Regions from separate parts of the Homo sapiens genome. Here region 2 is linked to region 1. Evidence: read pairs that join two places in POLR2A ChIA-PET (ENCODE). Cell type or tissue: Panc1. All regions are shown on one strand. Links, peaks and the distances in the headings refer to the core of each region. The heading gives the core; the rest is flanking DNA. Region 1 has its middle 400 kb from the start of LINC01170. Region 2 has its middle 96 kb from the start of ZNF608.

What was found. Peaks named below come from ENCODE experiments on the same cell type or tissue, not always from the same donor. Only the 100,000 strongest peaks of a DNase experiment are listed, where the experiment ranks them.
Region 2: POLR2A ChIA-PET joins it to region 1 with 6 read pairs; 1 of 35 experiments calls an interaction of 5 or more read pairs at or near these places.

Annotation. Positions count from the first base shown.
Region 1 is chr5:124,028,583-124,041,968 of GRCh38, reverse strand. No RefSeq gene overlaps it. Among named protein-coding and RNA genes, the nearest start is that of LINC01170, 400 kb to the left of the region's middle. RefSeq lists an enhancer at 6,631-6,680. In Panc1, for the core only: no CTCF peak of the experiment used is centred there; no DNase peak of the experiment used is centred there; H3K27ac peaks cover 458 bases.
Region 2 is chr5:124,840,675-124,844,674 of GRCh38, reverse strand. No RefSeq gene overlaps it. Among named protein-coding and RNA genes, the nearest start is that of ZNF608, 96 kb to the right of the region's middle. In Panc1, for the core only: no CTCF peak of the experiment used is centred there; no DNase peak of the experiment used is centred there; H3K27ac peaks cover 444 bases.

The DNA of each region.
Region 1 (13,386 bases), core at 5,431-9,430:
CTCACCTAGGTCCATGGGGGTGGAACCCTAGCCAGGGACCACAATCTCCTCACCTCAGCACTTCCCTTACCCCTTCTCATATTATTTAAAGGGACCACGCTCTTCCCTCCCCAGCACTTTCGTATCAGCTCCATCCTTATGCCACCTGACAAAAACAGGATCATAAGTTCCTCAGGTCCCTTCATGCAGGACATATATTCTCTTTGGAGAAGATGGAGTCAGGCAGACCAGGACCCAAAGCCACCCTAAGCTCCCCCCAGAAAATATCAGTACTTTTTTGATGAGCTAATAACCTCAACACAAGCAGAAAACACCTAATTAAGTATACTCTGCTGGGGAAAAGAGGCATTTCAACACCCATCTTATCTACCAAAGGATCCTGTTACTTGGAATTAGCAAGCTAGAAGGCCTGAACCATAAATAGAGATAGGAAATCACCATTTAAACGTTATTTAATATTATTTAGTGAAAACCTTCAATGTTCTCATTGACGCTTTTTTTTTTTTTCCAGTTCCTCAAGATGTGAAGACAAAATGGCATGCTTTCTTACTAGGAAATACTCAAAAATCTTGCAAAGCAAAATTGAATTTTATCCCCAACTTTCAAGTTAAATCTTGTGGTGTGCATATCACAAAGTAATTGTTTGATAAAACACACCATTAGAGTAGCCTTTCTGCCTAGATGTTTGGAAAGTATACTTTGCTTCTCAAATCAAGATTTTTTTACAGGAGACATATTAGGAAAATAAAAAGAAAAACTAAAGAGGAATCCTTCCAACTAAAATGAATTTTTAGAATCGACTAAAGTAACTTTTTTTGGCTTTTGTTTTGTTTAGTTTTTCAGGTGTCAGGTCAAGAACTATTATTTTTCCCCATGAAAGCCTCATTACGGTGTCTGACCACAGTTCTTAGAAGATAGATTTGGTACTGCTGGGGAACTGACGCTTGTGTGTCAGCATTTCCTGCCAAGTCTGGTTGTTCTTGGCAAGAAAAAAAATTACTTGGATATAAACTCAGATTGAAGCTGCTGTCCAAAGTCCATGGCCTACATTTTAAACAGAAATTGTAGAGAAACTAAAGCAGCTCACCAATGGATCCTGAATCTTGGCCTCCTCTTTTTAAACTGCAATCTCTTAGAGGAATTACCCTATTCTATTTTTCCTGTGTTTACAGAGCTCCAATTTTCTCAACTTTATAACAGCCACTATACATGATACTAAACTTCAAATTGTTCCCAAATGTATGTTGAAAGGCAATTATCTGTTTGGCTTCAACTAATACATCTGTATAATATTCATCCTATCATATCTGACTTTTATATTCAGGTCATTATCCTTTTGGTTTAGTTAACTATGGTTCCAGTTTTATGAATTTGGGAGTTGTATTAGTCCGTTCTCACACTGCTAATAAAGACATACCTGAAACTGGGTAACTTATAAAAGAAAGAGGTTTAATTGACTCACAGTTCCACATGGCTGGAGAGGCCTCAGGAAAGTTACAATCATGGCAGAAGGGGAAGCAAACATGTCCTTCTTCATAAGGTGACAGGAAGGAGAAGTGGCAAGCAAAAGGGAGAAAAGTCCCTTATAAAACCATCAGATCTCATGAGAACTCACTCAGTATCAGGAGAACAGCATGAAGGTAACGCTCCCATGATTCAATTATCTCCCACCAGGTTCCTCCCACAACATGTGGGGAACTGAAATTCAAGATGAGATTTGGGTAGGGACACAGCCAAACCATATCAGGGTCTACAGTAATATTTCATTACTACATTTTAAAATAAGGGTGACTTTTTCTAGTTTGCTAGCATGTGCTAGTTCCTGGCCCATGGTAGATGTGTGATAAATATTTGTTAAATTAATTATGAAAAATGAATTAATTCAATTGCCATTTTCATAGATCAGTATTTCATATGATTCAACCTAATACTCCATAGTGATATTATAAAAAGTAAATAATGTATCTTTTGGAAATGGTGTAGACAACAGAAAATGCAATTAACATTGGCTTGAAGAGTTAGGGATTTCTTTCTCACACATAAGAAGAAGCCTAGAATTTGGCAGCCCAAGACTGTAGCATGTACTCATGTGTGATTTTCACATTTATGGTTGCAAGGTTGCTGTTCCTCCTGAAAGTCTATTATCAACATTTTATGCAGGAAAGACAAGAAGGAACCAGTATCTACCTGTTTTAAGGAAGCAAAACCTTTTTCAGAAATCTTTTTGCTGGATTCCCACTGCATCTCAGAAGCTATTACAGTGTCTCATGGCTACCACTTGCTGCAGTGGAGGCTAGAACATTAAAGGGATTTTTGTTTGGACACATTTCCGCCCCAAACAAAATCAGTGGCCTGTTAGGAAAGAACAGACTATTAATTGGGTAGGCATTAGCAATGTCTGCCAGAAATGAAATGATCCATGTAAAGTGCCTAGTGTCTGGCACAGGACAACCACTGTAGCTATTATTGCTTATTTATCAACTAATATTATTTCCCTCTTGTAATTCTCTCAGTAAGCAAATATTAAAATCATACCAGATGTGTTTAAATTTTAATATCTTTGCATTCTATCCAATAAATTCTATGAAAGCAATTATTTTTTAAATTTAGCAAATATTGTCAATATCTCTATTTTCTCTTTTTAACATTCTAAATTATTCAAATTCTTCAATCTTATCACTATTTCCATTTTCAAAAGGTTATAAACTCTTATTAAACACATCTTATGATGTAGATGTTATACTAGGCATGAATGTACTTTCAATATTGAATAAAACATGACTATATCTTATGAGTACAGTGATCCTGTAATTCATTACCCAAACAAAGACACTTTGAAAGTAAAAGAAGGAATTAAAATAATTATCCAATGTTAACTAAACTGTAGTGAATCGAGTACAAACCCAGAAATAAGGTTACCCTACTTAAGGAGTTAACCATCTTTTACAGACAGACACACACACACATAAATAGTTATGATATAATGGGCTCAAATTACTAATATTGGTGTATATTAGGTGCTGTAGAAACACAGGGGAGGAAGTAACTAACCTTTCCTGAGGTAATCAGCTTTCTCAAACTAGACTTATTCTTTGTACAGGGTATATTTCCGCATGACCACAGATGAACACATTTGCTTGGCTTTCTGGCACAGCCCTAGCAATGACATGTGCTTGTTTTTGCAGATGTGGATCCAGGTTTAGACTGCTCTCCACTCCCACCACACACACACACACACACACACACACACACACACACACACACACACACAGTGTTGGTCCCTGCATCTGCATGTTGGCCAAACTAGAGCCCTGAGGATGCTAGCTACACTACAGCAGTTCGTGACAAATTGAGAAGTATATGGATATAGCGATAAATAGTGAATGAAAATAAACCAACATGTACGTTCTTTTCCTCTTTTCCCACAGACAGACTGTCATGAGGCACAATAGTTTTGTGGCCTCTCAGAACCTCCGTTATGTTCCAGTGATCAGCTGTAACTATTATCAGGGTGGCCAGGTAGATAATAGTTCCATCCCTGTTATTGCTTTCCCTGCCTTCCTGCTTCACTCCCTTCTTTGTGTCCTTTTCCTCTGGGATTTTACCAAGGCTAATATATGCCATCATATCTTATTCTCTACATTCTGTCCCAAAGTAAACTAATTCATCTTCACTTTCAACAATCTACCCAGTACCTATTTCCCAAAGGGGGCATTTTATACAAGTAGTAAAAGTCTTTTTGGTAAATAAACACATTTTATTTGCTTTGACTGAGGTCAGGAACTAGTTGTAGGCCCCATATTGGACTATTGTAGTTGTAGGTCCCAAATTGGACTATTTTCTGTAAAGGCATTAAGACTGAATAAAGACACAAAGACATAGCTATAGAAGCAATGGCTGCCCCTTCAAGCCAGTTGGCTCTTTTTCTACAGTTTTAGATTTTGTAAACAGAAGAGACCTCAACACTGCAAGGATACTCCTGGGTCAATTCATGCCAGACTATAGTATGTTCAGACCTGTAAGAAGCAAATTCAAGAGGCATTTTTTTGGCTATTGAAATGCCAATTATTGGGATAGTTTAATGCTCCCTTTTCTGGTACAATATTCTTTTTGTTAGCAACAGACAACAGTACTGTATTTCAGAGATTGATAACTTAATAATGTAGGACATCAAGATTATAAAAAGCAGATGTCCAGTGGCTATGTTAATTTAGTACTATCATTCCTAAAACTTATTTTGCTCCATTGACAAACATATCGTTACTAGTGATACATAGCAAAAATCAAGAGAGAAAGAGAGATACCAAAGTTATGCAGTATTTGATTACTCTGTATCTTATGGAATGTATACTCTTTACATTATTTTCACATGAAGTAAATTATTTAAAATTTTTTAGGGGCAGAATGTCACCTTGACTTGCAAGGAATAATTTCTTATTATGTGTATTACATGTATTCTGGTCAAGTTTCCAAATCTTAAATTTATTTCCTTTTATATGAAATGTTAAAATAGCATTTTAAAATTTTAATTTGAGATGACACAATTGGTATAATATAATCATACAAAAAATACTATTAGTATTTTGTGAACTTAAATCAGGCAAAATTTTTAATCAAACAATTGAGAAGCAGAGTTGGTTTTAATTTTTAAATGGACCTAAGCCCTTTTTAGTAGCTTCCAAACTTACATCAAACTCAGCCTGAAAAAGAGAAAGAAAAAATAAAAGGAAAGAAAGCATAATGAAAAAGAACAAGAATATTACTTTGAAACTATATCTTAGTGAAGAGGAAAATATAGAAAAATAGGAAAAGGAAACTGGATATTTGCTTTTAAATTAAACCTGAATCCTCTTCTTTGCTACCTGGTGTACATTTTAGATAAGTCACTTAGCTGAGTTCTTTTATTGGTCTTGGGATCTATTTCATTGCTCACTACAAATTCCAAGGTGGTTTTAATATGATTTATGTATCTGTTACATTGGAGGTTAACAGCCTCCTAAATTAAATTACTCTTGCCTTACACTGAAAGGAAAAAAAAAGACTCCTTTTAGGTAAAATTGCATTTCCTTTAAGTGAAATAACTCATTTACAGGTTTTGTTTTTCAAGTAGGTTTTTGTTTCTACAAGTTTCCAACACTGTAGAAACAAAGAAAGGTGATCAAAGAAGTATATTCTCTGTAATTTCTTCTAAATATGCCAAAAACATCTCTATTTTTGCCAAAAAAATCTCTATTTTTAGGTGTTATCTAGGGCTTGCCTTAGGCTTAGAGTTTTCTTTATTTCTTTAACAATGGCTTGCAAGACAGAAAGAACTAGTTTAATTTCTTTGAAGAATAATTTTCATAATGGGAAGGTTTTCCCCACAGAAAATTTGGAAAACTCACTCCCAGCAGACATAAGGCTTTTTTAAACAAAAGTTACAAAACTTTGGATAGCTCACTGGGTAGAGGACAAGATAATGAATCTGAAGCTCTTTCTGGGATTTTTATTTTCTTTCTAGAAGACATAGTAACATCACAGATGCTGATGCAAAACCTGGCACCTGAGAGATTACTGAATGTATGTCCAATAAACAAACGTATAATGAGAAAACATTCAGTAAATGAACACCTACAGTTTATCTCTTGCCACTGTCACCTTCTAGGGACCTAGTCTCTTTATTAGGAAAAACAGGTGATAATTCAGAGGACATTCCTGCTGAAATAAAGAATCTCTGATAGACGTGTTGCTGGCTAGTTGCCCTTCCTATGTGCACATGTGATAACCTGTCCTTGTACTTGTCATGGCTGTTTAGCTTCTCTGCTTCACTAGAATATACAGGGAGAAACAGCTTAGGATGTGATACAATACATACATATTGGATGGCATAGTGACCCATCTCTCCTAAAGCTTGTAGTCATAAACTGTGAATTTATTTTTCTATCTTGAAAAATGTACACATTTTTTAGACTTAGTTGAAGACATCATGAATGTGTTTCATAATTAATATAGCTTATTTCATCCATTTTTCACATAGTTATTACACTTTCAATGCTATAATTCTTTTCATCTGATATACTGGGGCACCATATTGAAACTTATTAAGTGGACAGGGGTTAAAGAGAGGGTATGAGATCGAACTTATGGGGACTCCCCATTTCTAGAACTTCCTGAGGGTATTCTCATCTTTTAAATACCCCAAAGCCTATAGCAAAATCAGTGCCCATTAAATATTTGTTGGATTAGTTAATTAATATTTTTTAAAACAGGGTGAAATGGATTACAGAAAAGATTTTTTAAATTGAGGGCAAGGCATCGCTTTAGCAAGGCTTTTCTAGGACTTGTCTTTGTGGATAAAACCCATTTGGTAATTGCTCAGCTCTCTCCTTAATTTCATCTCTAAAGACAGAGTCAGAGTCCTCAGGAATATTATACTGATTATTAATATTTGCTTAAGTATTTCCACTAAATATAAAGTAGATAATGACAGTGGAAATACATGGACATAGTTTTGATTGGTAAATAGAAAATGATTCTGTTATTATTTCCCATGCTAGTAAATTAAATCTATCTTTTGGAGACCAGCTACATCTCTTGCTATGAAAATTTTCTTAGTATTCTTTTTATCAGGGTCGACTTAAAAGGCATTGCCAGATTTCTATGCAGACTAAAATACATACACTGATGTATTTTTCTAATGTGAGTGAACAAGTGAATGCAAAATAGGGAAATTCAGTAACTAACATGATAAAGTGGTGAAACCATGAAAAACACCAGATTGGAAAAAATAGCTGAGCGGGGGTTTTCAGTTCCCTTAACAACCAAGTAGGCAACTTGATTAATGGTGCAGATTGCAGGCAATTCAGTGACCACCTGAATGAACATAAGCAGAGCATAATCACCTGACAAATAGTGGCCCGAACGTTCTGCTTTTGAAATGAGAACTGAGTAAAACTCACATCCTAGCTGAACCAAATCACCCGGCAGCCTCAAATTAGACACGTATAGAAAGAAGTTTTTAAAGTTTCTAAAACATAGTCTAAAATATAGTACTGATTTACATTATCAAAAAGCAAATTAAGAATATGTCTACTTGTAAATAAGGAGTTCAGAGTGGGAAAATAGAGAAATATTCTCATTAGATTATTGCCCTCTTTCCCAGAAATAGATGAAAGACTTCAATTCTACATCAGGATCACTATTTCTATAATCTATAGTTGTTGTTTCTTTTGTTCCATTTTTATGTTCTCAACCATTTATCAACAGCTAAAGAGACCTATTAATCATTTTCTCTAACTGCTACACTTCATAGTGTATCAATTGTAGTCTTGAAATAAAAATAAGATAAATGATTTGGCATGAATTGTGGCCTGATGAACCAAGAACAAAGATCTGACACATGGTAGATCTAAAATTCCTGCCTTATGTTTAAAATGCGCACTTACTAGACTCTTCTGATTTGCCATTTCCTTCCTATTGGCATTCGGAAAGAAGTGCAGATTATAGAATAGGGAAGTTGAATCCAAATTAAATTGCATAGTGCTTGTAAAACGAGAATAAATGTGCCCAGTAACAGTAACACTATTCTTTTTTCTGTCTTTCAGTCTTTCATAAAGGAAGTACCAAATCTTGCCCATACAGGGTACATCACAATTATTATTGATCTTATGTATGAGGCAGGCTTCTCTGCAAGGTTACACAGCACCATGGGATGAATGATAACATTTTACTGAGTGACCAAGGGCTTTTAGTAAAGCCGGTGTTTTGTCTGAGTAAGCCCAGAAAGGAATATGTTAATATAAAAACCTTTAGAAAGATTACTGTTTATAGGTATTAAATGGGCAGTAAAATGATTAGGAGACGTCTAAAAATGTGAAAGAAGAAACATGATGTAGTTAATTTATAATGTTTAACATATGAGAGACTATGTTTTGATCCTGATTTGTGCAGAGGGCCAAACAATTGCCCAATGCAAGTGTAACTTTCTAGTGTACAGACCTGGGTCACAGAGGGCCAAAACAGGGCTGTCATTTTATTATTCCCTTGATATTTTAGTATGCAACTGACAAATACATTTATGACCACTCCCTGCCCTGTACCCACGCATTGTCAGTAATATTGCCAGGAGATTATGACCTTGGTTCTCACTGTGCCCATACAGCTTCAGCATTCTTCCCAACACACTCCTATTTAATCAGGATCAGCATAGGCTTGAGGGATCAATCCCTGATTATTTATTGTGATGTGGAGCAGCTAATTCTGTATGCCTTTTTTTTCTCATCTTTTAAAAGGCTAAGAGAGGATATAATAAAATAAATAATAAAATAACTATCATATGCAAACTGCATGTATTCAGTATTTGCTCAGGAACACAGAAGCTCTCTCTGCACTCTGGGTATAAGTGGTTTTAATATAACCATTAGGGGCTTACATGTGAAGAACTGGGGAGGTGAAGATCAAAAGAGCCACCCCTGATAATCTCAGCCTGAAGTTCTGAAGCAGGTGGTCCTCAAGAGCTCCCGGGAAAGCTGATGTGAATCTCATGTCTGTCCGTATGTCTGGGTGCAAATGTCTCAGGAGAATAATGCCTACCCATCCCTTCCACCCCACATTTTCATGTGAATGCCATTCACCAGTGAATATTAACCTGAAATCATGGAGGAAAGGGGATTCTGGGGGCGGTAGTTCCCGACTTTTCTATGATGCAGAGAACTTGCAAGGCGGTGCCTCTGGCTCTCAACTGCTCTTTGTTTTACATCTCTTCATGATACATTTTTGAGGGAATTCACCAGTTCTTAAAATTTACTAATTCTCTAATTGTGCTTATTTCAGCCTTTTTGTAACTTAAGAAGATTTTTTAAGTTCTTTTTTTTTATTTTCACGGTTCCTAATAAGCTTTTTCACATAGCTCACATTTTTCATGCCTCATTTCTCCACATCTTATTTTATAATTTCTTTTCCACTTTGAAAACAGATGAAATGAGCATCATAAGTATCCTCACTTTAAAGACTGTCAAAGTGCTTTCTAAAATTAATTTTATTTGGAATAAATTGATGGTCTCATTGTTGATTTTCTTGGTTGTCAGTAGCTCTTTTCTTTGGCCTCATTTCATGGTGGGTTTGAAGAGAGTCCCTGGCTTCAATTAATAAGACTGGATTGTGCCTCCCAGCTTAGATTAGGCATTTCTAGTCCCTGTTAACTTTTCAATAGCCAAGATTTTAGCCAACCTCCCCAAGAACCAGAAAGCTCTGAGTTTCAGCTTATTACTGGTCTGTGTTTTTGTTGCACTTCTAGTGCATGTAGATGTTTATATAGTTTTTTTTGAGCTCAATTACTCTTAATTGATTTTATCTGCCATTGCTCTGTCTTTGGAAAAGAAAGAGGTGATATGTTTAAGTGTGAAATTATGGAGCCATTTTAACCAAAGGCCTGTTTGAGACATATTTAAATATCTTAGTTTTCTGTATTTCACCTCCTTCTTCAGAAATTTTAATAATTCGTGCCCAAAGGTTTCCTGTGGAATGTATAAAATGGTCTGCAGATGTTCTGGGACAGTCTGGATTTTAAGTACTATATGTCAATAAAGAATACACATGTAGTAGTAACTAAACTTGCTTATTTATATCATTTTTTGTTCCCCCAAAGATTTTTAGGGCAATACAAATGCTATTTAAGTTGCATTCCTTTCTGAAAATTTTTAAAATAAATTCAGAAATTAGAAATAATTTTTAAAAGAATATGTAGTGTGTTTTTTGGTTCTGCAAAAATAACTTTAAAATCAAGAACAACTCTACTCAGCTCTCATGCCTCAGATAATTATTTTCTCTCATTCCTCACTCAAGCTTCAGCCATTTCCACACCAAAATAACCCATTAAATTAAAAATTGGAGTATCCACACTTGTACCCCGACTGCCCTGACATCTGCGGATCTTCCCACTTCACCAGCACTGAAGGGTTTGCCACCATGAATCATGCAATCAGTCAACCACTGTTCAGAATATCTGAATTTGAAAACCTACTTAGAAAACAAAATCAATTTTCAATGCAACCCAGGAACTGTTCAAACCAAGATTAGGAAGTGTGAAAAGACGCTCTCTGGGACTTGTTTGTTGTTCCCAATTTAGTGTTCTGGAGGAAGTTGGTACATATGAAGAACTTTAATTTGTGCTAATAAAGATGTATAACTCATTTGAATCAAGCCTCTCTTTCATCTTCTCTTTTGTTCCATACTCAATTATTTGGACCATTCATAATTTTTAACATTTAAAAGGGTTTTGAGGCCGGGTGTAGTGGCTCACGCCTGTAATCTGCACTTTGGGAGGCTGAGGCAGGTGGATGACCTGAGGTCAGGAGTTCGAGACCAGCCTGGCCAACATAATGAAACCCTGTCTCTACTAAAAACACAAAAAATTGGCTGGGCGTAGTGGCACATGCCAGTAATCCCAGCTACTGAGGAGGCTGAGACAGGAGAATCTCTTGAATCCAGGAGGCAGCGGTTACAGTGAGATGAGGTCACGCCACTACACCTGGGCAACAGGAGCAAAACTCAGTCTCAAAAAAAATAATAAATAAATAAAAATAAAATAAATAAAAGCTTTTTGAGGTGTGGGTATCATATGGGGTGAAAACATTGCCTAATTCAACAAGTTGATTGTTTAGCAAACTTTGACAGGCAACGTGAACTGATCTTATAGGAGAGATTGTCAGGGTTTTTTTCTTTTTTTTTTTAACTTTAATATAACTTTCAATTTTTTGATGTGTTTTTCTCTTTTTGAGTTGCTCAATATCATAATAAATGGATACATAAGTCCTAATGAGAAGAAATCAGGGAAATAGTACTTTGAATTTCTTGTAATAAACATTAATCTCAGCCAGAACTTTTAGCTTCATTCTTTTGTGTATAAATTTGTTATATGAAATATTTTTCCTTTTGAATACATGTTTCTAATTCATCATGCTCTAGGACTTAAAGCAGAAAAATCTAGCTGAAGGCCCCAAGTTAAGCAAAGTATATATAATTTTTTAAATTTTCATATTAATTGTTTAGAGTATTTTAAATAAATGTTTCATAAGAGTAAGATCTGCAGTGGAATGAAGCTTCGATGAAACTCTTACTGTGCATCCATAGGCCTTTTCTGACAGCTTATCCTTTACAGAACTGGGAATCCTCATTACTAGACCCAGCAGGCAATAGGAAACTGCCTGACTGATAACATTTCTGTTATCTCTTTTAATAAAAACTTAATTTCCTTTCTTTCTTCTTATACTGTCAGATATCGGCACGTTATTTATTTTCCTGACAGTTACTGGTCAACTTGTGAGCACCTAAGACTTTCTGTTTTGACTCCCACCATCTCTTCTGTCTACCTTTCCATCCTTCTTTCCCAGGAAAACCATAGAAGAATGGGTTTGGGGCTGTTTCCAGGCAAGGCCAGCAGAGTTTCCATAAACACATCACAGGCTGGCACAAAGGAGATGCAGAAGGAGCAGCCGCAGCATGTACAGTCAAAAGCACTGGTGGAAATCTGAGGATTGTTAACCAAAAGACTTGCTCCAAGTCCCCAAACGCTTTCCTTATGGCACACTGAGCACACTGTGTGTCTGGACAGACAGCTCTTTCAGCTGCCTGGAGCTTTCAGCCCAGGGTTTGAAGCATGACAGGATATGGCAGCCCTGACTCTGGATAATGTAGAACGATGCAACCAAATGCATCAAATTAGAAAATGGAAACTTTTCCTTCCCTGAACTGTAATTTAGCTGTCACTTGGCTTTAAAGCAGCTGAAAACAATTTCTTGAAAGTGAATGTTTATTTCCTGAAGTTTCGGGAATAATTATAGGCCTATTCTCTACATGTTTGACATTCCACCCGCATTTCCCATAACTATGTGAGCAGTGCAAGTTCCTAGCACGTGCATATGGTGATCCTTTGCATTAAAAGATGCTGTTGTTGAATGCATGGCACCTTTTATCTGTGGCATGTCACATGCTTTACCTACAACTCTCTTATCGAGTTCAATGCATTCTGTCAGTGTGTGTGTGTGTGTGTGTGTGTGTTTATGTGTGTGTGTGTTTCCAAGTTCATTTTCTAAATGCTATGAGAAGGATCTACTGGGAAAATTCCTGATTTTACATCTGTCTTACTACAGGAAAAGAAGGGCAATATAATGAATTTTTATGAACCACGTTGCCTAGTGTTCACTGAGAAACCTTTGCCTTTTCAGGGGAAGCTTTTGACTTCACCTGGTGAGGGAGTTGGTAACCTGATGCTATTGTTAGAATAATTATAGTCAAAGGTTTCCATGTCAGCACAGAATTTAGCTCAGTAAGGTTATATATTTTGAAATTCTTGTGCCTCTTCCTCTTAAAATATATGCTCTGCAGAATCAGGTGGGTGAAGGCCAATGAGTTGGTCATAAAACAACTTTTACATTGCTAAAAGGAATGTCTTAGATGTCTACGTGCATAAGTATCAAGTTTTACAGAGACAAGTGTTATATGCATGAGTAGAATTATTGACAGGCTACTTATCTGAGTTTCCTGATATAGGAATTCAGTTTATTCTATTGAATATTAGAGTTAATATTTGGAAATACAATATTTATTATAATGAATAAAATAACTTTTTTTTTTTTTTGAGATGGAGTCTCACTCTGTCACCCAGGCTGGAGTGCAGTGGCGCGATCTGGGCTCACTGCAACCTCTGCCTCCTGGGTTCAAGCAATTCTCCTGCCTCAGCCTCCTGAGTAGCTGGGACAACAGGCATGCACCACCACGCCCAGTTAATTTTTGTATTTTTAGTAGAGACGGGGTTTCACCATGTTGGCCAGGATGGTCTTGATCTCCTGAGCTTGTGATCTGCCCACCTCGACCTCCCAAAGTGCTGGGATTACAGGCGTGAGCCACTGCGCCCAGCCTAAAATAACTCTTTAGTTTGGAGTTGCATGATACTTTAGAGAACTATTTTTACCAGGTTCTGTAACACAACCTACATTTTTCACTACCACCTTTCTGGACAAATGGTGTTATAAGTCTTATTTTGCAGACAGAAAAACTGAAATTCAGAAAAATCTTATAGTCCTTAGACTGAGCATGCTTATGACAAGATTTTCAGAGTGCTCTTCTTAAAATATTAGGTTGGTTTCGAGGCAAACAGCCTTTGCGTGCCACCAAATTCAGCATTTGATTCCTGACGTTAGTCTTATGAATAAGCAATTGTAGTTTCCTACTTATTTTCCTATCCAGGACAGTGATGTTTCTTTATTATTATCTAGGAACATTTTATATAGCTCCTAATTATTTAGAAAATAATTTTATTTCAAACCTCCTACGTTGTGTAGATAATCAAAATTTTTGGCAATACAAACTTTATACTAGAGTTTGTTGTCTTGTGTTATTCTATGAGGC
Region 2 (4,000 bases), core at 1-4,000, 810 kb before region 1:
AACCTCTACTTATAATTATGTAATTATTAAGTCTCCATTCCAGTTCTAAAATTCCATGGTTTAATGGCTCCAGTCGACTCAGGACATTGACTCACCAAAGCTTATGAGATAGTTCATGATGGTCCAGGGCCAGATTCCAAGTCTGACGTACTTTTAAAATTTAACTTTACTTTTTAAATTCTGAAATTTTTTTGCTCAGATGTAGGGAAGAGGAAACTAATAAGAAATTCATTTGAAAAGCAACTTGTGTTTGTTTTTTTTTTTGAGACGAAGTCTCACTCTGTCGCCCAGGCCGGAGTGCAGTGGCACAATCTCGGCTCACTGCAACCTCTGCCTCCCTGGTTCAAGCAATTTTCTGCCTCAGCCTCCCGAGTAGCTGGGATTACAGACGCCCACCACCAAACCCAACTAATTTTTTTTTTTTTTTAATTTTTAGTAAAGACGGGGTTTCACCATCTTGGCCAGGCTGGTCTTAAACTCCTGACCTCGTGATCCACCCGCCTCGGCCTCCCAAAGTCCTGGGATTACAGGCGTGAGCCACCATGCCCGGCCCAACTTGTGTTTTTCAAAAGAAGTAATTAATAGAAAAATGAATGCTCCAAGGATCTTTGCAGGTTATATTCTATCTGAAAAGAGAAACGAATTCACCTGTAGTATCACCGTAAGCATTGTGAGCTTTGGCAATATATTAAAGTGTTATTCTTCAAAATTGTACACTGCCTTACTCTTCTGAAAGTACAGTTTAGCTAAAAGAATCTCAACAACTATGTTACTCAAGTGAGGTTTTCAAATTGCATTTTACTCAAACAAAGCTTTGTGTGTGTGTGTGTGTGTATGTGTGTGTGTCAGAGAGAGAGAAACACATTTTCAACCCTTCTCTACTGTAACCGGTTTATGTCTGAGAGTCAAATTACCCGGTTTGGATGACTGCTTGGTTCAAATAAGCTACATAATTGCAAACTTTCCACTTCGTTTTCTGTTGGGTAAACACAGAGTTTGTGTAAGTCTGTGGTTTTGTAATGCTACCGAGCCCACTCTCCCCAAACTGGTGCAGAGGCCACCAATCTCCTGTCTCCCAGGCCTGGCAGAGCATCACAGTGGCAGGATCGGCCTGGAGTGGTAAAACAGATTCACGCAGCCGCTATTCTCTGAGTCGGGAGAGGTGAGAAACTGCTCTACTATAAGTCTTTCACATTCTGGACTTGGCTAGCACCCTTACAGGAAGTGTGCAGGAAGCCTTCTGATTGGACCACAGAGTTAACCTGTGTACTGGGAACTTTATTTCTGATCTACACACATAAATCTACCTCACCCCACCTCTTCCATTCCTGTGAAGTGCCAGGAGCTAGCCCAAATGCTCAGCCTTTAAGCCACTACCAATGCTATCATCTTAACCTTGGTGTGCCTCAGTTTGCTCATCTGTAAAATGGGGATTATAATAGTACTACTTCATGAGGGTTTGTGATGATTAAATGAATTAATATAGTCAAAGTGCTGAATCTGTACCTGGCATTTAGTGAACCCTGGGTACATGTGATCATTACTCCCTTACCACGCCCTCCTCGCTCCTTAACCACCTCCAGGGTTGGTCCCACTGCCTTGATTTTACCGTAACTCACGGGTGTGCTCTGATTCTGGGTCTCTTCTCCAGCCGAAGGCCCTTGCAACTTGCCTAATGCTTTTGGGCACTTATTCCAGAGTCCTACCAATTTCCACACCAAGCATGACCTTTCTTATCACACTCTCCCAGGCCTCCACCCTACTTCCCTGACCAGCTGCTCCATGCAGTTCCAACACTAACAATATTCAAGTTTTGGTCTTGATGACAGGCTCTCTTTTTACATCCTAACCTGAGGGGAGACTGCCCGTGGCACATGTGGCTTGGAAGTTATCTGTTGGATAACTTTCCTCATCTTATAAAAGATAAAAGTGCTGGAGCCATGTACAATCAATCCCTTGCACCCCTCTGCCCCCCGTCCAGCTCTAGAACGGATATGGGGATGAAGCCATGTCTCTTGCCCTGAAACATACAGGATGTCAGTAACAGAGCCAGAAACTGGGGCCAGCTCTCGGCTTTCCCATGGCTATGTTCTACCCACTCAACTATAATGCCAAAAAAAAAAAAAAAAACCCACAGACATTTCATCAACCTGTCTCTTCTGTCAAATTGCGTTATTCTCAAATTGTGTAAGCCTTATGTAAACAATATCACTTCACACATGGGGTTCCATAAGTACATTTGCTGCGAGGTTCTCACACAGCAGGTTTTCTATAGATGGATAAATAAAAAGTGCCAAGATTTCAAACTTAAGAAAACACTTAAAGGGCGGCCATCCAGCAGCATTACAGTCATTTTTTGCCCTGAGGCACAGAAGCATGAGTTCTTTGCAACTGGACGGTTCTAGCTGTTGCTCATTACCAAGTGCTTCTAGGCAGATGGCTTCCCTACTCTACTAATCCACTGAGACCAAATGGCTGATGGATCTGATTTTTAAGGCACATAATTTTTATACTCTTGCTGCATTTTTCTTCTTTCATTTTCTTCTCGTCACTCTTCTGCTCCCCCACTCTCTCATTCGCTCTTCAGAATAACCACTATCTCTGTCCTCTCTCTCCGTTTTCTCCACTCCCTCTCTCGTAAACAACCCATAGTACTGCAAGTTCGCACATGTTTATTTGAAACTATTATGTCTAGGGAAGGAGAGTCTCTGTTAAAGCTCTCTTAAATAATGCAAATTCATGACCTAAAAATGGTCCCCCATCTATCTGATGTATATTTATAAGGTTGCTGGATTTTTATTGTTTTTTGTGCAAAGATGGAGTTTCCTCCTACTAGTTACTAGCTAAAAGTCATTAAATTAGCTTTCACTGTAATAAAATGAAAGCATTTACTTGATTGTTAAATAATTTAAAGCAGGCTCACTAAGGTATATTGCCACAACATAATATGTTGTAGCACAAAATGAAGATGCTAAAACCCTGACAAAGAACAGCTTTGGAATTCAGCAGCAGGTATGATAGTATATATATGTTATGCTGATTAAGATGTTATGTTTTAAAATAGACTTTCCTGCCTCCAATCTCTTCTCTATCCAATCTAAACCACAGTTGCCACCTTAATCCTACAGAAACATCACTTTACATACCTTTCAGAAATCTGCAGCTTCATATCATTTAGAGCATCGTTCTCCAGTGAGCATCAAAATCACCTGGAGGGCTTACTAAAACAGTTCGCTCAGCCCCATTCCACCGTTTCAGATCCAGTGGGACTGGAGTGGGGCCTGATAATTTACATATATAACATGCTTCAGGTGAGGATGAGGCTGTTGGAGTAGAGACCACACTTTGAAAAAGCATTGACATTGAAACCCAGACTTTCAGTTTGATTTTAATGCCCTTTTCTTTTAATAATATGGCCTTTCTCTATTCTTTGAAATGGACATCCATAAGTTCCTTTCACAGAGACCTGCTATTTTGGTGAAACTCTTCTCTTCTTTACCCCCAGAACAGATGTTGCCACCAGGATTGAGATAATTTCTGCTGTTTAAAACATACACTTACTCTTTCTGTAAAACTCAATCCCACCACTTCCGTGAGGTCTTCTCCAGATTCTACAGGATTTCAGGATTTCTTTCATCTGTGATTATAGTAGTATTGGCTTTTCTCTGCTGTGTATTTGACCATGGTATAAACTGCCTGGTATTATTACTTATCTATCCATAAATGTGATCAAGTAAACTAGTTTGCAGTACAAAGCAACCAATAAATTTGAAGATCCTAGTCAAGGTTTAATTTATATAGCAAAACAAAAATTAACTGTTTTTTAATTTGTTGTTGTTTTTAAATAACCATGATAATGGTTAGTCACCAAGAACTCTAAAATTGTACCAGCCGTCCTCCTAGTAGAATCAAATTGGCCACATAGTGATTCCACAAAGTCCACTGCTATGTGCTGCGCAAAATCTTTCACTAATTCATCAATATATGATTTTTCCCCAGT